Linked DNA regions of Homo sapiens: region 2 is linked to region 1. Evidence: read pairs that join two places in POLR2A ChIA-PET (ENCODE). Cell type or tissue: IMR-90. All regions are shown on one strand. Links, peaks and the distances in the headings refer to the core of each region. The heading gives the core; the rest is flanking DNA.

The links. ChIA-PET counts read pairs that join two places held together with the same protein. Peaks named below come from ENCODE experiments on the same cell type or tissue, not always from the same donor. Only the 100,000 strongest peaks of a DNase experiment are listed, where the experiment ranks them.
Region 2: POLR2A ChIA-PET joins it to region 1 with 18 read pairs; 2 of 35 experiments call an interaction of 5 or more read pairs at or near these places.

Annotation. Positions count from the first base shown.
Region 1 is chr4:76,068,690-76,080,856 of GRCh38, reverse strand. ART3 (ADP-ribosyltransferase 3 (inactive)) reads right to left here and starts at 6,148. Exons shown (of 12, transcript NM_001130016.3): 1 at 6,038-6,148; 2 at 4,899-4,976. The coding sequence starts at 4,967. In IMR-90, for the core only: no CTCF peak of the experiment used is centred there; no DNase peak of the experiment used is centred there; H3K27me3 peaks cover 390 bases.
Region 2 is chr4:76,312,439-76,324,244 of GRCh38, reverse strand. CCDC158 (coiled-coil domain containing 158) reads left to right here. Exons shown (of 25, transcript NM_001394954.1): 24 at 836-943; 25 at 10,999-11,206. The coding sequence ends at 11,075. Among named protein-coding and RNA genes, the nearest start is that of STBD1, 12 kb to the right of the region's middle. In IMR-90, for the core only: no CTCF peak of the experiment used is centred there; no DNase peak of the experiment used is centred there.

The DNA of each region.
Region 1 (12,167 bases), core at 2,185-10,184:
ACATTTCTAATCCTCAAGTTTTCAATTTTAAAAAAAATTAGGATAAAAGGCCAGGTGCAGTGGCTCATGTCTGTAATCCCAGCACTCTGGGAGGCCGAGGCGGGCAGATCATGAGGTCAGGAGTTCAAGACCAGCCTGGCTAACATGATGAAACCCCATCTCTACTAAAAATACAAAAATTAGCTGAGCGTAGTGGCAGGCGCCTGTAATCCCAGCTACTTAGGAAGCTGAGGCAGGAGAATCGCTTGAAACCAGAAGGCGGAGGTTGCAGGGAGCGGAGACTGCACCACAGCACTCCAGCCTGGGCAAAAGAGCAAAACTCCATCTCAAAAAATAAAAAATAAATTAAAAAAGGAAGACAAAGTGGAGGAAATAGTATTTAACTGTGGGATGGCTGTGAGAATTAAATTATGTAATGAACATATGCAAAGCCCTCTGCCCCATGCCTGGCACATATCAAGTCTTTAACATGCCGTGGTTATTATTATTTTTTCATAAGGTCTTTCTCCAGTGTGATGTGGTTTTTTTGTATTATTTCATGCTAGGAATATATGTATTATACTGTTAGATCCTTAAGGGTACGGTCTGTATCGTTTTTATCTTTGAATCCTACACACCTAGCACAGAACCTGGCAAAATATTCAAGTGAACTACATTAGAACCCTGTACTCTGGCTTATGGATCAAAAAATAAGATGATCAAATCTCCCCAGGAATACCATTTATGAGTTTCTACAAATAAAAGGATAATGCCTCTTCCATTAGTCTATACTTGTATGGTGCATAGTTGCATAAGTCTGCTTAGGGACCTCAGTTGGAGACTTTATAGACATATTTAGCTAGAAGCTGTTAAAGTTACAGATTCAAAAAAAAAGTTACAGGTTCTATGTGAATGATACTTAAAAACTCTCTCTCTCTCTCTCTCTGTGTGTGTGTGTGAGAGAGAGAGAGAGAGTGAAAGAGAGAGAGACAGAGAGAGAGAGACAGAGATACTAACTTGTAAACGCAAAACAAAACTTGCTTCCATATCCTGCTCTAGGTATCTCCTTTCCCATCTCTCTTCTCTCCCTCACGAACAAACATCTTGAAAGAGATGTCTGTCCTTGCCATCTCCACTTCATTTCCCACGTATAGCTCAACCCTCCCCATTATGGCTTCCCACCCATTTCTCCACCCAAACAGCTCTCACTTAAGGGAGCATTTCTTCTTAGACTCTTTTGCAGACCCAACATATTCCAGTTAGCCATTAAATGTTGGAGTTCCTCAAGGCTACGTATTTTCTAACTCTCAACTCTACGCTCCCCAGGCAGTTATATACATGCTTACAGTTTCAATTATGATCTAAATATATCTGATCTATCCTGTAAGTGCCAGTCCTATATATCAAATTTATCTGCCTACTTAACACCTCCACTTGAATGTTCAAAGAACCTTCATACGTAACATGTCTAAGACGAAACTTACAATCGTACAGCCACAACGACCTGGTTCTTATTTAAAACCATTTTTCATTTGTGAACTTTTCCTACATATTTCCTTCTCAGACACACTGGGTGGACACTCTATCACTAAGTTTAACAAACATCTCCAGAGTTCTTTCTATATGCCAGGCACTAAGTGTTCGGCAACCTTGTGAGGTAGGTACTATTATTAGCCCCCCGCCTTTTTTTTTTTTTTTTTTAACAAAGATGAGGAAACTAAGAGATTGAGACTTACATGGAATTGGAATTTGATCTCAGGCAGTCTAATTCCAGAGTCTTGTCCTTTTTTTTTTTTTTAGACGGAGTCTCGCTCTGCCGCCCAGGCTGGAGTGCAGTGGCACTATTTCGGCTCACTGCAAGCTCCGCCTGCCGGGTTCACGCCATTCTCCCGCTTCAGCCTCCCCAGTAGCTGGGACTACAGACGCCCGCCACCACGCCCGGCTAATTTTTCTGTATTTTTAGTAGAGACGGGGTTTCACCATGTTAGCCAGGATGGTCTCGATCTCCCGACCTCGTGATCTGCCTTTCTCGGCCTCCCAAAGTGCTGGGATTACAGGCGTGAGCCACCGTGCCCGGCCGTCTTGTCCTCTTAACCAAACTGTTCTGTTGCCTCTAAAGAATCAGAATGTTTCCAATTATGAAGACCATGGACATTTATGTAGCACTTGAAAAAGAGTGTAATTCTGTCTTCATTACAACATTTATAAAAGGTTAACAAAAAATAGTTAACACCATTTTACAAACGAGGGAATTGTGCCAGCTTCAGAAACTATCTTGATTACTAGCCACAGAGAATTCTGCCATGGAAGTCATTAAGACCCCCGTAGTCCTGGGTTTGTAGGTCAGTTTCCTGACATGGGAATTTGAGCTTCAGGAGATCAAATCACTGCCATCTCATAGCCAAGAAATGCACTTTCCTCCACAGCACAGAATGTACCAGAGTGCAGCTTGGGTGCCAATGCCTGATTTATCTTCAAGACTTCAACACCGTATAAGACACCAGACCCTGAAAACACCTCCCACATTCCTTACATTATATCAGAGTTGATCTACTATGTTCCTGTCTTTTCCCTATGCCTCTAACCAGTCTCCAAATGTCTAATTTTAGACATCAAGTCTTTCTGGCCAGACACCATAGCTGATTGTGTATTTTGTATGGTGCGTGCCTTGAGCAGTGACAAAGTTCATAAATGCCACCACTATTCAGGGACAACTGAACAGATACTAAAAAACAGGTACAAAAGGCTAGGTGAACAAGCTGATTATATTTCTCTGATATAACCACCGAGAAAAAAAGCCCATACTAATGAAATTCAATTACCAAAAATTTCTTACAAAAATATGGAAATGACCTAAAGGTCAAGGAGAGAAACTGGCTAAGCAAATCATGAAACAATTACAGAACAAATACACTTAAATTATGTTGCAAGAGTATATTGAAAACCAAATCAAAACCACAATGAAATACCACTTCATATCCTCTACGATGGCTATAAATGATGAAAAACCAAGTAACATGTAACACAAGGATGCAGAGATATTAGAATCCTAATATACTGCTGGTGGGATTGTAATACCATGCAGCTAGTGTGAAAAAGTTTGGCAGTTCCTAAAAAAGTTAACATAAAATTACCGTACAACCCAGCAATTCCACTACTAGGTGTACACCCAAGAGAAGTGAAACATGTTCACAACAATAGGTAATTTTGCTATGAATCATAAATCATAACCCCCAAATTCATTCTTACATATATATTTCCTATATATAAGTAAACTTTACTCTGTAATGCTACCAAATAACCAAATAGTGTTTGTAGTATCTCAATATGTCAAGACTATATGATTAGAAAATTTTTTAAAAAGAAAAATAAAACACATGTTCACATAAAAACTTGTACATAAATGTTCACAACACCACTATTCGTAATAGCCATAAAGTGGAAACAGCCCAAATGTCCATCAGCTGATAAATGGATAAACAAGATGCGGTACGGCCATAAAATAGAATATTACTCGGCTATAAGAAAGAATGAAGTACTGATAGGACTCCTGAGAACATTATGCTAAGTGAAAGAAGCCAGACACAAAAGGTCACATATTGTATGATTCCATTTAGGCGAAATATCCAGAATAGGCAAAACCATAGACACAGAAAGTAGACAGTGGTTGCCAGGGAATGGGGGATGGAGAAAATTGGGGCTGACTGCTAATAAGTACAGGGTTTCTTTTTGGGTTGACGGAAATGTTTTGCAATCAGATAGTGGTGATGGTTGCAGAACATAATGAATATACTGAAACCACTGAAGTATACAGCTAAAAATGGTGAATTTTTATGGTATGTAAATTATATTTCAATAAAAAACATACTGCGACACAGGAAACAGGATACACAATGATTCTATAGAAAATGGATTAGAATATTAAATTCAAAAAAGGATAACAGTTTAAGAATTTAAGATATTTTTAAAAAGGCATCTAAAATGGTGCACAAATACCCACAAGTAATGTGGCAGCTAACAACGTGGGGAAAAAAAATCAAGTGAAATATTATATTTTACATAAAAATATGTTACAGGATGCTTAAAGAGTCAATTGCAAATAAAATCATAAAAGTTCTGCCAGAAAAAAAATGTGGGAAAATGGTCATTAATTAAAAAACATGTAATCAAACAATGCAGCATTATCTTATTTGGAGAAAAACATATATTCAGAATATCTGATGACATGCGTGACATGCAGCATAGTATTAACTTAAAATGCAAAGAAAAAATTCTATGTACAGTGTGAACCCATTTTTGTAAATTAAAAACAGTATACACATAGAAAAAAGCCAAGAAGCCTGTATACACCAACAGGTTGGGAATCATTCCCTCTGAGTGGAGGAATTATGAATAATCTTTACTTTCCTCTTTTTGCTTAATTTTAATTTTTTCAACTTTTTACAGTTAATCTGTCACATATTTAAAATGAAAAGAGCTACTTATAATTAATTTACCTATCCTACCTACTTTCATTTCCACCATCAAGCCACACAGATGCCTCAGGTAATGTTATATCAAGAATTTCCATTCCAGGCCAAGCGCGGTGGCTCACGCCTGTAATCCCAGCACTTTGGGAGGTCGAGGTGGGCGGATCATGAGGTCAGGAGATCGAGACCATCCTGGCTAACATGGTGAAAACCCGTCTCTACCAAAAATACAAAAAATTAGCCAGGCGTGGTGGCAGGCGCCTGTAGTCCTAGCTACTGGGGAGGCTGAGGCAGGAAAATGGCATGAACCTGGGAGGCGGAGCTTGCAGTGAGCCGAAATCGAGCCACTGCACTCCAGCAGTCTGGGCGACAGAGAGAGACTCCGTCTCAAAAAAAAAAAAAAACGAATTTCCATTCCAATGACCACATGCTTCCCATTCCCAACATTACCTGGAAAATGTCCACTAGAATCATGGTTGCCAGCAGCATGGTGACTATTTCAAAATGTCCCGTCTTCATTTTTCTCTTCTAAATTAAAATAAAGAAATTTCAATTCAGTAGACTCAAAAAAGAGGTGTAGGGAAGTAGAATAGGATGACACTGCGTATTTTTTCATTTAGAATGTGAGTGGATAGCATGATGGTCAGGAAGTGATTATCAATAAATTCCTAACGGGCTACAAGAGCCATTAGGCTTTATCTAGTGGTCTAATGCTCTCATTCTACAGACGAGGAAACAAAAACACCTTAGAATTTCAGTGATTTGCTCAAGATTAAATCTGTGCATTTCCATACTCCTCCAGACATGTCATCTCTCCCACCACAGTCACTGGGAGTCATATTTTCTTCCCATCTCTAAATCTCCCCTCAGCGTGCACAGGAAATAACACAATCAGACTAAAAAACAGCAGTCTCAAATTGGTCCCCTAGCTCCCAGTTTCTAAGAATTCCCCAGGAATATGTCCATGCACATTATCCATTCTTCTATCCTCTTTGCACATTGTCATGCCCTTTTGAGTGGGACAGAGGAGATGATGAGGTCAGTAGTGGTACAAAGCAGTGGATTGTCAGAGATGGCCCCCTTCCCCCAAATACAATCAAGAGAAGCCCGAGGGTAAAATAAGTGTCTTACATAACTTTCTGAAGGCGGGAACAAGAATAAGAAGGAACTGGGTAGGCAGCAATTCTAAGATTATACAACTATTGGCCGAATGCCTAATATTCATCCCAGTATTTATGATAATGTAACTCAAATGAAGCTTCTATTTTACCCTACCAATCACCATATTCTGGATTCTAAAAATGAGAATGAACAGCACAGGGGAAGGGAGAAGTCTTCCCTTTTATAGATCATTTTGGCCTCAGTTTCCCATATTTCTTCAGAAGCAGTTTTGTTTTGTTTTTACTAAAAATACTAAAATATAGTACCAACATGCTACTTTGTGTTAAACTTCTCTTTCCAAAAAAGATTTGAATATAAGATGATAGATATCTGTCACAAGGCAATATGTTTTAAGCAAGCTTTGATCAGGATTTTCCTAAAAATTGTTCATTTCTTTAGTCTGAGTGTAAATAAGTCAAAAGGTTTACCTGGCTTTTGTGCCTTTGGAGGAAGTTTAAGTGATGCTAGGCCTCAAACTGACTCCCCACTCTCAGTTGTGGTAAGCAAGTCTTCAGGATGGGATGTTGTTGACAGTGAGAGCTGAGACAGGAATGCTTTTCTTTTTATAAACACCCCCAGCAGTAGCTTGGCAGTGGCACACTACGCTACTTGTGTTCTGCTATTTATATCTGGCCCCCCCACACTATGCCTTGGAATCACTGCTGTTAACACTTTAAATCTCCAAGAGGCTTGTAAAGCCATAGCAATTCCCTTTAGCCACACAGCACATTCAGTTCTGAGCCCACAGTTCTGGGCTTCTCTCAGAGAGAAATGACTTCCCATTCCTAATCCTTTGACACTGAGATATCAAACTAAAGCATGGATTTTACTCTAGGCTAAGTGATTCACATAACTAGGGAAACTTGCTCTGTTAATCACTGGCAATGGTGACAGCTATCACCATTCGCTCAACTAGCTTACTATATTTCAGGTACCTCGTCAGGAGTCGGGATACATAAGCAAGTAAAACAAAGTACTAAAAAGCACTCAAAATCTAATAAAAAACATGAATACGCATACTTAACCAAAATACAACATGTTAAGAATCCCAAGTATAGACAAAGTCCAGTGATAACATTAAGGAGGGAAGGATTTGGTAATGCCTGCAACTACAGCTGTCATTTGAGTAACGCATACATGGTAAATATACTGACTGCAATGCTGAGGAACACTTAGGGTTCACTGACTGTGGATTTAAAAAACACAAAAATGTCCAAAGAAATTCACGCATACATACACCAAAATACATTAATAGAATGTTGATAGTAGCACTATTCATAATAACCCCCAAACTGGAAACCAAATATCCATCAACAGTAGAATGGTTAGACTGTAAGTGAAATTTTATATAGCAATGAAAACGAACAAACTCTGACCATATATAACAATGTGGATAAATCTCACAAACAAAATTTTGAGTAAAAAAAGAGATACAAGCATGTTTATACTGTATGATTTAATTTATATCAAGAACAAAATTAGGCAAAACACTTCCAAGGCATGAGAAGTCAGAATAGTGGTCACCCTGGGTAGTAGCTAGTAACTGGAAAGGGCACAGAGGAGCATCTGAGATGTTAGCTGGGTTCTGCTTTTTGCTATGGATGCCAATTACATTGACAAATTCAGTTTGTGAAAATTCAGTGAGCTATATACTTATGATATGTGTTTTTTTTGTACACACATATATTACTTCAAGAAAACATTTTAAATTATCATGAAATACACCTATATTTACAAAATCCAACTCTACTCTTTAGAATAGAGATATGTTCCAACCTTTTCCCACCTCACTGGCTTGGCAATCCAAGATTAAATACACAGCACAGACTCACTCCCAGAAATAATATGATTTTTTAAAAAGCAGGAGTTTGGTTAGAAAGAAAAAAGAAAGTTTGCATGTCTTCAGGCCTTAGGCTCACAACAACCTGCTTTTAAGTTCCAAGCATGTAGGCCTACAGGAAATGAGGTAGAGAAGTTCTCCTGTCGCTGGCCTCCATTCCTGTTTTGTTCCAGTTTTTAACCAAATTTCTTTCATTCATTCATTGAACAAATATTTGAGTCCTTAAAATGTGCTAGGAACTGTTTTAGGTACTAGAGATATACCAGTGAACGAAATGGATAAATATCTTGCCTTTGTGAAGTTTATATTCTTGTGAGGGAAGGCAGTCAAATAACTAAAATAAGTACGTAAATTATGCAAGTATGTTAGAATGTAGTGAGTGCTATGGTTTTGGCTTTTGTTTATAAGTAGCACAAAGGAGACTAGGAGCGCATGGAGTGTTTGCAATTTAAATTGGATTGTTAGGGAAGACTCACTGAAAGGTGGTATTTGAGCAAAGACTTGAAAGAGATCAGCCATGAAGACTGTGGCAGTCAAACACAGTGAACAGCACGTACTAAAGCCCTGAGACAAGAATATGCCTACTTTTGTTTGAGGAATAGTAAGCAGGCCAATATGGTTGGAACATTAGAGTAGTACAAGATAAGGTCAGAGATGTAAGGGGGTGGTGGGAAGACCATGTCAATCTCTGCAGGCCACTGTAAGAACACTGGCTTTCACTCTAAGAGAAAAGGAGCAAATCACAGGTTTTAAAAAGAGGTATAACATGATCTGATTTATTTTTTAAGAGGATCACTCTGGCTGTTATGCTGAGAATGGTCTGTAGGGTGAATGTAAGAAGACTAAATGACAGGTTATTATAATAATGCAAGCAGAGATTATGGTGGCTTGAATCAGGAAGGCAGCATTAAACGTAATGAGAAGTAGATGTGTGTGTATGTGTGTTGTTGCTGTTGCTGAGGTGGTATGAAGTGGATGTCTGAGTGTATGTTTATGTTGTTGCTTTGTTGTTTCTTTGGTTGTTAGAAACAGGCCATTTTTATTTGAGCCTGTTAAAAATCCGACTTTTGTAGATTAGACACAGTATTTCCTGATACGATAAGGAAAAGCATTTGTGGGTTCTAAAAGTCTACTGTATTTTCAAAAATGTAATAACTCACAAAAAAGTAAATGGAAATGATCTATAAAGATATCAATTTATTATACAGTTAAAGTGTTTGTAATCTCAGAGATTTGGAAGCCAGGGCAGGAGGATGGCTTGAAGCCAGGAGTCCTAGCCTGGGCAACACAGGGAGACCTTGTCTCTACAAAAAAATTTTAAAAATTAGCCAGGTGCAGTGGCACATGTCGGTAGTCCTAGCTACTTGGGAGGCTAAGACAGGAAGATCTCTTGAGCCCAGGAGTTGCAGATTACAGTGAGCTATGATGGTGCCACTGCACCCCAGCCTGGTCAACAGAGTAAGACCCTGTCTCAAAAACAAAAACAAAAACAAAAAAAAATGTTTAGACTTAAATGCAGGATATAATTTGAAGATTGAGGCAATAGGATGTACTGACAAACTAGATGTGGGCTGCAAGAAAAAGAGGGGAGTAAAGAATAGTTCCAAGATTTTTAGCTTGAATAGCTGGAAGGATGGAGTTGTCATTGATTGACATGGAGAAGACCGTGTGTGGAAAAAGTATCCTGGAACTCAAGTGAAGAAAATACTTACAAAAGAAAGGAAAGATCAAATGTGTTAAAAGCTTCTGATAGGTCAAGTAAGATGAGGACTGAGAACTGACCATTGGATTTAGCAATGTGGAGGATATTGAAAGTTTTGTTTAAGAGCAGGTCTGATAGAAGAGTGGAGATGAAAGCCTGGTTAGAATGGCCTAAGAAAGAATGAAAAGAGGAATTGGAGACATTGGAGATGGTTAATATCTTCAACTCTTTCAAGGAGTTTTTCTATAAAGGACATAAAAGGAATGAGGCAGTATAGCTTGATGGTGGGACCAGGGAAAAGGTAAAGAAGAGAGTCCAAGAATTTTTTTTTTTTTTTTGAGATGGAGTCTCGCTCTGTCACACAGGCTGGAGTGCAGTGGCACGATCTCAGCTCACTGCAGCCTCCGCCTCCCTATCTCGGCTCACTGCAGCCTCTGCCTCCCCAGTTCAAGCGATTCTCCTGCCTCAGATTCCAGAGTAGCTGCCCACTACCAAGCCTGGCTAATTTTTGTATTTTTACTAGAGACGGGGTTTCACCATGTTGGCCAGGCTGGTCTTGAATTCTTGGCCTCAAATGATCCGCCTGCCTTGGCCTTCCAAAGTGCTGAGATTATAGGCATGAGCCACTGTGCTTGGTCAGAAATATTTTTAAAGACAGAAAAAAACCAGCATGTTGGATATGATCTAGTAGATAGAGGAAAAAACTAATAATATAGCAAAGAGAGGGTAGAATGATTGGGTCAATCTTCTTGAGTAGGCAAAAGGGGATGAGACATAGCATACAAGCAGATGAGGTGGCCTTAGATAAGAGCAGGAGAGGTTCATCTAATATGAACAGGAGGAAAGGCACAGTATATTGGCAGATGCTGGAAAGAAGTGGGTTGCAATAAAAATTCTTTTCTACTTGCTTCAATTTTCTCAAAAAAGTAGTAACAAAAGATGATGGTTTAAGTGACAGAGACTTGAAGAAATTGGAGAAAGAATGAAATAGTCATCTAGAAAAGGAGAAGAGTGAATGCCTTATGATTGCTGGGCTGCATTAAGGGGCTACCTGAATTTAAAATGAAATCACTTAAGATGGTTGTATTTTTCTCCAGCTACGTTCAGTTCCATGGTAGATGCAGACTAAGCTAAATTGGATTGAATAAAGACTGTAGCTTTTTCAAGCAAGGATAAAATGATTATTTTATTGAATGATTACGGGCAAAAGATCTGAACTGACACTTCACAAAGGAAGATATATAAATGACAAACAAGTAGAAAACGATGTTCAACATTATTAGCATCAGGTAAATGCAAATTAAAACCACTATACATCCACTAGAATGGCTAAAATTAAAGACTAACAACATAAAATGTTGATGAGAATATGGAGCTACTGAAACTTTCATACATTACTGATGGGAATGCAAGATGATACAGCTATTTTTTAAACAATTTGGCAGTTTTCATAAAGTTAAACTTATATATTTACCATATGACCCCGTAATTCTACTTACAGGAATTCATTATACTTAAAAGAACAGGAATTCATTATACTTAAAAGAAATTATTAAAGTGTATGTTCACACCTGTCAAATGTTCACAGCAGGTTGATTCATAATAGTCAAAAGGTAGAAACAACCCAAATGTCATCAACTGGTAAATGGATAAACAAATGAAATAACACTCAGCAATAAAAAGGAACAAATGTCCTCAAAATGTTAAACATAGGGTTACTACATGATCCAGAAATTTCCCCACTCCTAGGCATATATCTTGGGTATATGCCCAAGATCCAGAAATTCCACTCTGAGGCCTACATCTTGGGTATGTTATATGTGCACACAATCACTTGTGCACAAATGTTCATAGCAGTATTATCTATAATATAATATAAATATAAATATATCTATAAATATAATAGTCAAAAAGTGGTCTAGATTTCAGTCCAAATGTCCACCAACTAGTAAATGGATATACAAACTGTGATATACCCACACACTGGAATATTATTCCACAATAAAAAGGAATTAAGGCCGGATGCAGTGGCTCATGCCTGTAATCCCAGGACTTTGGGAGGCCAAGGCAGGCGGATCACTTGAGATCAGGAGTTCGAGACTGGCCTGGCTAACATGGTGAAACCGTGTATCTACTAAAAATACAAAAATTAGCCAAGTGTGGTGGCGCGTGCCTGTAATCCCAGCCATTAGGGAGTCTGAGGCAGGAAAATCGCTTGAACCCGGAAGGTGAAGGTTGCAGTGAGCTGAGATAGTGCCACCGCACTCCAGCCTGGGTGATAGAGACAGACTGTGTCTCAAAAAAAAAAAAAAAAAAAAAGGAATTAAGTACTGATACATTTACATGAAATGTCCAGAGTAGACAGATCTATACAGACAGAAAGTAGATTATTGATTTTTTTAGGGCTGGACGTATAATGGGGAAATGAGGAAGACTGTTAATGCGTACTAGGCTTCTTTTTAGAGTAATGAAAACATTTCATCTCCCCAAAAAAGTCACCACATGTCCTTTGTAGTCAATCTCCTCCCTTCACCCAAGGCTCTGGAAGTCACTGATCTTCTTCCTGTCACCAGTTTTGCCTTTCCCAGCATGACATGTTAACTATTATCATACAGTCAGTATGTAATTTTTTATGACTAACTTCTTAGCATAACACTATGAAATCTATCAATGTTGTTGCATGTATCAGTAGTTCTAAAAATGATTGCAGTGATGGTTGCACAAATCTGTACACACAATAAAAACTATTTAAGCCATGCACAGTGGTTGGAGTAGCTAAAGGAGGATCACTTGAGCCTAGGAGTTCAATGCCACTGGGGCAACACAGTGAGACCTCATTTCTTAAAAACAAAAACAAAAACAAAACCCATACAAGTGAATACTTTACATGAATGAATTTTTTTTCTTTTAAACTTTTATTTTAGGCTCAAGGGTACATGTGTAGGTTTGTTATATAGGTAAACTCGTGTCAGAGGGGTTTGTTGTACCCATTACTTCATCACCCAAGTACTAAGCC
Region 2 (11,806 bases), core at 3,807-11,806, 240 kb before region 1:
TTGCACTCCAGCCTGGGCAACAATTCTGTCTCAAAAAAAAAAAAAAAAGAAACTCTCCAAGAAACTGTTTCTCATTCTCTTAAACTGGAGTAATTCCTAGATAATTGCCTTGAATGCTGTAATGAAAAGGGTATTTTTTGATAAGAAAATTAACCATTAAAAATATTGTCAAATTTATACAGCTAGGCAGGGATTAAGATCAAAATTTAAATCTTCAGATTGTCAATTAAGTACTTTTAGAGGTTGACAAAACAGCATACTGGTAAGAGAATAGCTTACATGCTCCTAGGCCTTCTTTAGTTGCCACTGCCACATTTGTTCTAGGTTCAGTGTGATCATGTTGGCATCCATGCCACCCTCTGCCATCATACAATACCATTCACGTTAGGTGACAGAACTAACGTGGGCACTGGCCTCACATACCTTGAAAATGGTGCAGTTTCTATATTAGATCATACTCCCTCAAACCCCAAGTTAATCAAACTACTCAGGCTTGGTACGAAAAGCTGTCATTTATAATGCAGAATGCATCATTAAACTTGAAGTGTTCTTTTCACCCATCTTATTTAATATTATGTAGTTAAATAATGATACATCGGATTGGTTTGAGCACAATCAAATAGGCTAGCATTGCAATATTTAGATAAAACTCATTTTTCTCTCTTTTAAAATCATGTTTTAGAGTTTCCTTTAAGTGTTATAGCTCTTTTAGAATTTGTCATGAAAAAAAGTTCCCTTTATTTTAAAGAAAAATTGTTTAGCCTTTAATTCAAAGATTTCTAAAAGGAAATGTTGAGTAGACTTTTAATATCACATCTAAGCAATTTTCTAATAGATTCACAGTCTCCGCCAATAGAAACAACAGGAAAAACATGCAGGAAGCTTCAGAACAGACTAGAAAGCTTGCAAACTCTGGTAGAAGATTTACAGCTGAAGAACCAAGGTACAGTGTACGTTTTTGGAGAGATCTTCCTCGCTCATGAGAATGTTCACCTTCTTTTCAGATTAAGCCTCCTGTCTATAGACCTGCTGAAAGGGTATTGAATTAACAACTGTAAACTGAAGTCTAAATATAAGGGTCTTAACCATTAATAGCCCCTGGATTAATTGTGTGACCATGGGCAGGTCACTCTTGCCCTGCTATACTCTCTTATCTAATGGGGATGACAATCCTGCCGGCCATCCCTCAGGAGGAGTGGTTTTGAGGTTCTGAGTGGCTTGTCACATGGGACTTTCCCACACACCGTCTTTCTTGTTGCTATTAGGTCTATAGATAAACATTTATACAATAATAGCCAAGAAAAGAGTATAGTCAATAGCAAGAAAGCAAAATAATGGTATTTATCTTTACACAGGATTTAAATTAGCATAGCACTATAAGACACTATGCCACCCAACGAATCACAAAATAAAAAGAATCCACTTCTAAAAATGCTAAAACTATTTGAATAAGAAACTGTTCTAATCTGCAGATGACCAGCAGCTTTTTGGGCATAAGTTCTAAGTACCATGAATATGGGGGAGCCCTCATGATTCATGCTTTTATAACCCGCCTTCATGAATCCAGGAGCCTTTATCAGAGAGAAATGAATTTTGAAGTACATTTTTTATGCCATCTTTTCTATCCCTAGAAAACAATAAATTGCTGGGTAAAGGAAAATACTATTCTAAGAACGAATCTTCATAAAATAAACTTAACCTTATTAATAATAATAGTTGCTATTTACACTTAATTGAGCACTTCCCAACTGTGTGCCAGGCCTTTTACTCAGAGCTTCACTTGCGTTTTCTTCATGTAATTTTCACAACAACATTGGGAAATGGGTACTGTTATTACAGCATTTGAAAATGAGGAAACTGAAGATAAAAGAACAGTCAATAAATTCCAAGTCACAGTGAAGAGTAGATCGGGGACTTGGCCTCTGCAATTTCTGACTCCAAAATCCACATGTTTTTAATATAGTAAGGCTTTAGCAAATTGTTGTTGAAGAAAATTCCAAGTCCCTGTGATAACCCAAGACCCCTATGTATATGAACATTAGGAAAAGCATTTGGTTTTAAGTTTATTGTGAATTTGTGGGGTTTTAGCATTTTTTTTTAAATTTCAATAGTTTGGGGGGAACATGTGGTGTTTAGTTACAGGGAAAAGTTCTTTAGTGGTGATTTCTGAGATTTTGGTGCACCCATCACCCAAGCAGTATATGATGTATCTTTTTTCCCTCACCCACCTCCCACCCTTCCCCCAAGTCCTCAACGTCCATCGTATTATTATTATGCCTTTGCGTCCTCATAGCTTAGCTCCCACATATAATGAGAACATACAATGTTTGTTTTTCTTTTCCTGAGTTACTTCACTTAGAATAATGGTCTCCAACTCCATGCAGGTTGCTACAAATGCCATTATTTTATTCCTTTTTATGGCTGAGTAGTATTACATGGTGTGTATATATATACATATATATATTTATTATATATATATAAAAAATATATATATTTACATATATATGTGTACACACCATGTAAATATATCATATATATATATACACACACCATGTAAATATATATATATATAAAAATATACATGGTATATATATGGGGGAAGAATGGGAGGTGGCTGAGGTGTGTGCATATATATATAATATATTATATTATATATATATACACACCATGTAATAGTCTCTCTATATATATAGATAGATCGATATAATTTTCTTTATCCACTAGTTGGTTGGTGAGCATTTAGGCTGGTTCCATATTTTTGCAATTGTGAATTTTGTTGCTATAAACATGCGTGTGCAAGTGTCCTTTACATATAATGACTTCTTTTCCTCCAGTAGTGGGATTACTGCATCAAATGGTAGTTCTACTTTTAGTTGTTTAAGAAATCTCTGTACTGCTTTCCATAGTTGTTGTACTAGTTTACAGTGTAAAAGTGTTCCCTTTTTACCACATCCACACCAACATCTGTTGGTCATATTTTTAACTTATGTCATATTTTTAAATTATGGCCATTCTTGCAGGAGTAGGTAGTATCATACTGTTGTTTTGATTTGCATTTCCCTGATCATTAGTGATGTTGAGCATTTCTTCATATGTTTGTTGACCATTTGTGTATCTTCTTTTGAGAATTGTCTATTCATGTCCTTAGCCGACTTTTTAATGGGATTATTTGTTTTTTTCTTGCTGATTCGATTGAGTTCCTTGTAGATTCTGGATATTAGTCCTTTGTCAGATGCACAGTTTGCAAATATTTTCTTCCACTCTGTGGGTTGTCTGTTTACTCTGCTGCTTATTTCTTTTGCTATGCAGAAGCTTTTTAATTTAACTAGGTCCCATCTATTTATCTTTGTGTTTGTTGCATTTGCTTTTGGGTTCTTGGTCATGAACTCTTGTCTAACCCAATGTCTACAAGAGTTTTTCTGATGTTATCTTCTAGAATTTTTGTGGTTTCAGGTCTTAGGTTTAGGTCTTTGACCCATCTTGAGTTGAAGTTTCATTCTTCTACATGCCACTTGCCAATTATTCCAGCACCATTTGTTAAATAGGGTGTCCTTTCCCCACTTTATGTTTTTGTTTGCATTGTCGAAGATCAGTGGCTGTAAATTTTTGGCTTTCTTCCTGGGTTCTCTATTCTGTTCCATTGGTCTATGTGCCTATTTTTATACCAGTACCATGCTGTTTTGGTGATGATAGCCTTGTAGTATAGTTTGAAGTCAAGTAATGTGATGCCTCCAGATTTGTTCTTTTGCATAGTCTTGCTTTGGCTATGTGGGATCTTTTTTTTGTTCCTTATGAATTTTAGGAATGTTTTTTCCAGTTCTGTGAAGAATGATGATGGTATTTTGATGGGAATTGCATTGAATTTGTAGATTGCTTTTGGCAGTATGATCATTTCCACAATACTGATTCTACCCATCCATGGGCATGAAATGTGTTTCCATTTGTGTGTGTTGTCTATGATTTCCTTCAGCAGCATTTGTAGTTTTTCCTGTAGCGATTGTTCATCTCCTTGGTTAGGTATATTCCCAAGTATTTTATTTTTCTTGCAGCTGTTATAAAAGGGGCTGGGTTCTTGAATTGATACCAAGCTTGGTCATTGTTGGTGTGTAGCAATGGTACTGATTTGTGTACATTGATTTTGTATCCTGAAACTTTACTGAATTCATTTATCAGATCTAGGAGCTTTGTGGATGAGTCTTTAAGGTTTTCTAGGCATAGGATCATATCATCAGCAAACAGCAATAGTTTGACTTCCTCTTCACCCATTTGGATGCCCTTTATTTCTTTCTCTCGTCTGACTGCTCTGACTAGGACTTCCAGTACAATGTTGAATAGCAGTGGTGAAAGTGGGCATCCTCGTTTTGTACAAGTTCTCTTGGAAAATGCTTTCAATTTTTCCCCTTTCAGTATAATGTTGGCTATGAGTTTGTCATAGATGGTTTTGGTTACCTTGAGGTATGTCCCATCTGTGCCGATTTTGCCGAGGGTTTTCATTATAAAGGGATGCTGGATTTTGTCAAATGATTTTTCTGCATTTTTTGAGATGATGATATGATTATTGTTTTCAATTCTGTTTGTGTGATGTATCATATTTATCAACTTGAGTAGGTTAAACCATCCCTGCATCCCTGGTATGAAACCCACTTGATCATGGTGTATTATCTTTTTGATATGGTGTTGGATTCAGTTAGCTAATATTTTGTTGTGGATTTTTGCATCTATGTTCATCATGGACATATATATATATATATATATATATATATATATATATATATATATTTTTTTTTTTTTTTTTTTTTTTTTTTTTTTTTTGATACGGAGTCTTGCTCTGTCACCCAGGCTGGAGCGCAGTGGCATGATCTCAGCTCACTGCAACCTCCACCTGTCGGGTTCAAGTGATTCTCCTGCCTCAGCCTCCTGAGTAGCTGGGATTACAGGCACATGCCACCATGCCTAGCTAATTTTTTTTTTTTAAGATGGAGTCTTGCTCTGTTGCCCAGGCTAGAGTGCAGTGGCACGATCTCAGCTCACTGCCAGCTCTGCCTCCCGGGTTCACACCATTCTCCTGCCTCAGCCTCCCAAGTAGCTGGGACTACAGGCGCCCACCAGCACGCCTGGCTAATTTTTTGCATTTTTAATAGAGACAGGGTTTCACTGTGTTAGCCAGGATGGTCTTCATCTCCTGACCTCAAGATCTGCCCACCCCAGCCTCCTAAAGTGCTGGGATTACAGGCGTAAGCCACCGCGCCTGGCCACTCCCAGCTAATTTTTGTATTCTTAGTAGTGATGGGGTTTCACCATGTTGGCCAGGCTGGTCTCGAACTCTTGACCTCGTGATCTGCCCACCTTGGCCTCCCAAAGTGCTGGGATTGCAGGTGTGAGCCACTGCACCCGGCATCATCATGGATATTGGTCTGTAGTTTTCTTTTTTTGTTATGTCCTTTCCTGGTTTTAGTATTAGGATGATACTGACTTCATAGAATATGTGGATTTTTGCATCTGTGTTCATCATGGATATTGCTCTGTAGTTTTCTTTTTTTGTTATGTCCTTTCCTGCTTTTAGTATTAGGGTGATACTGACTTCACAGAATGATTTAGGGAAGATTCCCTATTTCTTTATGTTTGAAACAGTTTCATTAAGATGGGTACCAATCCTTTTTTAATGCCTGATAGAATTCAGCTGTGAATCCATCTGGTCTTGGACTTCTTTTTGTTGGCATTTTTTTAATTACTGTTTCAATCTCACTACTTGTTATTAGTCTCTTCAGAGTTTCTGTTTTTTTTCCTAGCTTAATCAGGAGGGTTGTATATCTCCAGGAATTTTCCATCTCCTCTAGATTCTCTAGTTTGTGCACATAAAAGTGTTCATAGTAGCCCTAAATGATCTTTTGTATTTCTGTGGTATAAGTTGTAAAATCTCTCATTTCATTTCTAATTGAGCTTATTTGGATCTTCTATCTTCTTTTCTTGGTTAATCTCACTAATGGTCTAATAATTTTATCTTTTTAAAGAACAAGCTTTTTGTTTCATTTGTCTTTTGTATTGTTTTTTATTTATTTACTTCAATTTCATTTAATTCTGTTCTGATCTTTGTTATTTCTTTTCTTCTGCTGGGTTTGGGTTTAGTTTGTTCTTGTTTCTCTAGTTCCTTGAGGTGTGACCTTAGAGTGTCTATTTGTGCTCTTTCAGACTTGTTTATGTAGGCATTTAAGGCTATTAACTTTCCTTTTAGCACCACTTTTGCTGTATCCTAGAGGGTATGATAAATTGTGTCACTAGTTTCATTCAGTTCGAAGAATTTTTAAATTTTCATCTTGATTTCATTATTGATCCAAAGATGATTCCAGAGTAGATTATTCAATTTCCATGTATTTATATAGTTTTGAGGGTTCCTTTTGGAGTTAATTTCTAGTTTTATTCCACTGTGGTCTGAGAGAATACTTGATATCATTTTGCTTTTCTTAAATTTGTTGAGACTTGTTTTGTGGCCTATCATTTGGTTTACCTTGGAGAATGTTCCATGGGCTAATGAAAAGAATGTATATTCTGCAGTTGTTGGGTAGAATGTTCTGTAAATATCTGTTAAGTCTGTTTGTTCTAGGATATAGTTTAAGTTCATTGCATTGTTTAGGTGCATTGTTTTTTGTTGTTGTTGTTGACTTTCTGTCTTGATGACCTGTCTAGTGGTATCAGTGGAATATTGAAGTCCTCCACTATTATTGTATTAGCATCTATTGCATTTATTAGGTCTAGTAGTAATCATTTTATAAATTTGGGAGCTCCAGTGTTAAGTGCATATATATTTAGGATTGTGATATTTTACTGTTGGACTGATCCTTTATCACTATATAATATCCCTCTTTGTCTTTCTGAACTGTTGTTGCTTTAAAGTGGGTTTTGTCTGATATAAGACTAGCTACCCCTGTTCGTTTGTGGTATCCATTTGCATGGAATATCTTTTTCCATCCCTTTACCTTAAGTTTATGTGAGTCCTTGTGCATTAGGTGAGTCTCTTGAAGACAGCAGATACTTGGTTGGTAGATTTTTATCCTTTCTGCCATTCCGTATCTTTAAGTGGCACATTTAGGTCATTTACATTCAATGTTAGTATTGAAATACGAGATACTGTTTTGTTCATCCTACTAGTTGGTGCCTGAATTACCTTGGTTTTTTTTTTCATTGTGTTATTGTTTTATAGGCCCTGTGAGATTTATGCTTTAAGATGGTTCAATTTTGGTGTGTTTTGAGGTTTTATTTCAAGATTTAGAATTCCTTTTAGCATTTCTTAGTGATGGTTTGGTACTGGTGAATTCTCTCAGCATTTTTTTTTTTTTTTTTTTTTTTGTCTGCAAAAGACTTTATCTGTCCTTCATTCATGAAGCTTAGTTTTGCTGGATACAAAATTATTGGCTGGCAATTATTTTGTTTGAGGAGGCTAAAAATATGACCCCAGTTCCTTCTGGCTTGTAGGGTTTCTGCTGAGAAATCTGCTGTTAATCTGATAGGTTTTCCTTTATAGCTTACCTGATACTTTTACTTTGCAGCTCTTAAGATTCTTTCCATCATCTTGACATTAGATAACCTGATGACCGTGTGCCTAGGTGGAGATCTTTTTGCAGTGAATTTCACAGGTATTCTTTGAGCTTCTTGTATTTGAATGTCTAGATCACTAGTGAGTCTAGGGAAATTTTCCTCAATTGTTCCCTTAAATAAGTTTTCTAGACTTTTAGATTCATCTTCTTCCTTATGAACACCAATTATTCTTTGGTTTGGCCGTTTAACATAATCCCAGACTTCTTGGAGGCTTTGTTCAATTTTATTAAATTCTTTTTTCTTTGTCTTTGTCTGATTGGGCTAATTTGAAAGCCTTGTCTTCAAGTTCTGAAGGTCTCTCTTCTACTTGTTCTAGTCTATTGTTGACACTTTCCAGTGCATTTTGTATTTCTATAAGTGTGTCTTTCATTTCCAGAAATTGTGATTGTTTTTCTTTATATCTATTTCTCTGGAGAATTTTTCATCCATATTCTGTATTGTTTCTTAGATTTCTTTAAGTTGGTTTTTACCTTTCTCTGGTATCTCCATGAGTAGCTTAATCAACCTTCTGAATTCTTCATCTGGCAATTCAAAGATTTCTTCTTGGTTTAACTGCATTGCTGGCAAGCTAGTGTGGCCTTTTGGGGATGTTATCAAACCTTGTTTTGTCATATTTCCAGAATCGCTTTTCTGATTCCTTCTGATTTGGGTAAACTATTTCAGTGGAAAAGCCCGGAACTCAAGGTTCAGATTCTTTTGTCCCACAGGGTGACCCCTTGATGTGGTGTCCTCCCCCTCCCCCAAGGGATGGGCCTTCCTGAGAGCTGGACTGCAATGATCATTATTGTTCTTGCACATCTAGCCACTCAGTAGGGCTACCAGACTCGGGGCTGGTGCTGGGAAATTTCTGCAAAGAGTGCTGTGATGTGATTCATCTTCACGTCTCCCAGCCGTGGATACCAGCACCTCCTCTGGTAGAGGACGTAGGGGAGTAAAGTACACTCTGTGAGAGTCCTTGGTCATAGATATGTTTAGTGTCCTGGCTTAATCAAATACTGATTATGCTAGCAGTGATATTTTCACATGGACAGACTTAGTACCTCTGGTTAGCCAGAATGTTGCAGGCAGTGGAATTAGCTGCTGTTTTCTTCTTCCTTGGTGCAGGGTTATTCTATCATTTCTATCATGAGTTACTGTAATGTTCGGAGTTGGTTGGCCTCCAGCCAAGGGGTGGCACTTTCAAGACGGCACAAGCTATGATAGTAGACAGGGGAATGTAAGCTTGCCCTAAGTTGGCCAGGATAAGTATTTGGGTTTATCGGGTGATGTGCAGGGCCATCAAGCTCTCAATAGTTTGTGTGTTTTGTGATCAGCTACCAGGGCAGGGAAAAAAATACCATCAGGTTGGGGCAGAGTTAGGTGGGTCTGAGCTCAGACTCTCCTTGTGTAGGGCTTGCCGTGGCCACTGTGGGGTACGCAGGATGGTTCTTGGGCCAGTGGAGTTATGTTCCAGAGGTGATTTTGGCTGCCTCTGTTGCCAAGGAAGTTGGGGAAAGCCTGTGTGATAGGCCTTACCTAGCTCCCACACAGTTGGCAAGGCCAATCTTGCTCCCACCATGCCCTGCTAACAGCGCCAGTGTCTCCAGGCAGCCAGTGCAGGGTGGTGGTTGGGGGTGGCGGGCAGATCAGACCTTGCCCGTGCTATAAACTTCCCCACTGACAAAGCAAGTATGGCTTTCACGTCTCACCTGCCCCTTCCTGTCTGCCCACACTGTCAGTAGTGGCTTCTGTGCTCCTTTCTGTAGCATTTCCCATTCACCACCCAGATTCCGCTCAAAAGAGTTTGTGCCCAGTTGAAATTATTACAGAGTTCAGTTGGAAGCTTCTTTCACCCTGTGACCACTCCCAAATTCTGCCAGCCACCTTTCCCGAGGGCCCCTGTGAGATATAGTCAGGGATGGCTTCCCTGGGCTCGAGCTGGAGAATGGGAATGCCTCCAAGGCTCTTCCCACTGCTCCTTCTACTTTTATATTTTGCGCTAAATTTGTTCCAGCTCTAGGTAAGGTTAAATCCTTCTCCCGTAATCTGGATTTTCAGGTTCCCCAATGGGGGTATTTGTTGAGAGGCAGGATTTCCCCCTCCACACTTTGGGAACTCACAGTTTTTTACCTATCTTGTGGAATTTGCAGTGGCATGCCACTTTTTTCAAAGTATCTGTAAATTCTTTTGGTTTTCCCAGTATGTTCCTGCAGTGGCTCTTGGAGCAAAAGTCAACAGTGTGAGTCTCCACACGTTGCTCTGTCCATCCAAGTTGGAGCTGCACGTTAGCCCTGTCTCCTATCTGCCATCTTCCTCTCCACATCTATTGTGAGTTTTTTGAAGGAAGATGCATTATCTTATTGATCCTATTTTTACTCACACCATGACATATGTTTCTGAATTTATCTGATGTATGCCACCAAATAATAATCCACATGGAAGATATTTACAAAATAAAAAGACCTTTTTGCTGAATGCAGTGTCTGGATGGGACGCCTCTTGAAAATTCTAAAACAAATATTTTTAGGGGGAATTCTGGGAGGACTGTCAAAACTTGAAGTGCATTTACGCTTTGACCCAGAAATTTCACTTCTAGCAATTTATTCTATAAGAAATGATTGTACAAATGCACAGAAGTGTTTATACAAAAGTATTTATTATAGCAAGAAAGAAAGAAAGAAAAAAGGATGTTTAGAAAAAGGATGTAACCTTTTTTAGTCTGTTTACTAAATTCTAATACATTTGTATAATGAAATACTAGTAAATACTATGCAGTTACAACAAAACATAAGCTGAACTGGAAACTTATTGACGTTTTGTTATATGAAAAAGAAGCTACAGAACAGTCTATAGCATATGTTTTCATTTGTGTAAAGAATAAAACATGTGCACATTCATGTATATGTGCAGATATTCACCAAATTGCTTATGGTAATGACCTCTTGGGCGGAGGCAGATTCCAGCAGATTGAGGGAGCAGAGACAAAGACTGACCTTCATCTATCTTTGTGTCCTTCTGAGGTGTTTGAATTATTTACAATTAGTATTACTTTTACAATTATCATGCCCATTTAAAACAACTGAGGCTGGGCACAGTGGCTTATGTCTGTAATCCTGACACTTTGGGAGACCGAGGCAGGAGGATTGCTTGAGGCCAGGAGTCTTAGACCACCCTGGGCAACATAGAGAGACCCTGTCTCTACAAAATAAATAAGTAAATAAAACACCTGAAACACTAAAGATTTACCCTTAGCTCTCTTCCATAACACCAACCTTTTCAAAAATATGCTACATCACAATTTTTAAGAATGTCTTGAGCTCAGAACATGTCTATTCTATACTATCAAGCTGATCTTTTAAGTAGCACATAGTAGAATTAAAGCCTAAGTAGATTTTGTTATTCTAACTGTTTTATCAACATTTTCAGCAATGTCTTCAATGATCAGAAATCAAGAAAAGAGGATACAGAAAGTAAAAGACCAGGAAAAAATGTTACTAAAATGACTCGTTGCTTGCCTATTCTTTACAGAGGAATGAGGCCCAATTAATTGTGGTGTTACTCGTAATTAGTGCCCTGTGTACTTTTTCTTTTTATGTGAAAATTTAATAAAAGATACCCTGTCTTGTAAACTCTATTTTGAAATAAACTATTCTTGAATCCCTCACAGTAAAACTTCAAACATCTACTAGCTAGTATTCATACATTATAACAATTAATACCTATAAAGTATTCATACATAATAAGGTATTATAATTACCTTATAAGGTGATTAATTATAAGATATAATTTGTGCTTATTCTAATATATTGGAATAATTGTGGTTTTTTATTGTTACTGGTCCCAAGACAATAGAATCTATTTTATTTATTTTATTCTACTTAAATTTTAATTTAATTTAAATGTTTTATTCAATCTAATTTAGCTTCAAAAAAAATCTGGGGGAAGAACTACTTTCACATGAAAGTGAAAGACGTGGTGTAATACCAAGGACAGAGGACAAATTTCAGCATACTAACAGGGGCTCATTTTGTGACTGTGAACTCACTGTTCTGTCAATATCAGTGAGGGTAATCAGATAACCTAACATCAGGGCCCCCAGTCAAAACTTTTACAAAAGTTTCCCTTTTTTGCATATTAATAATAGTAAAGAAAATGATTTTGTTACTCTTTAGCAAGTTGGTAACTTCTAGATTATATCTATTCAGTCTGCTTTAATTAAATTTTAATAAATTAG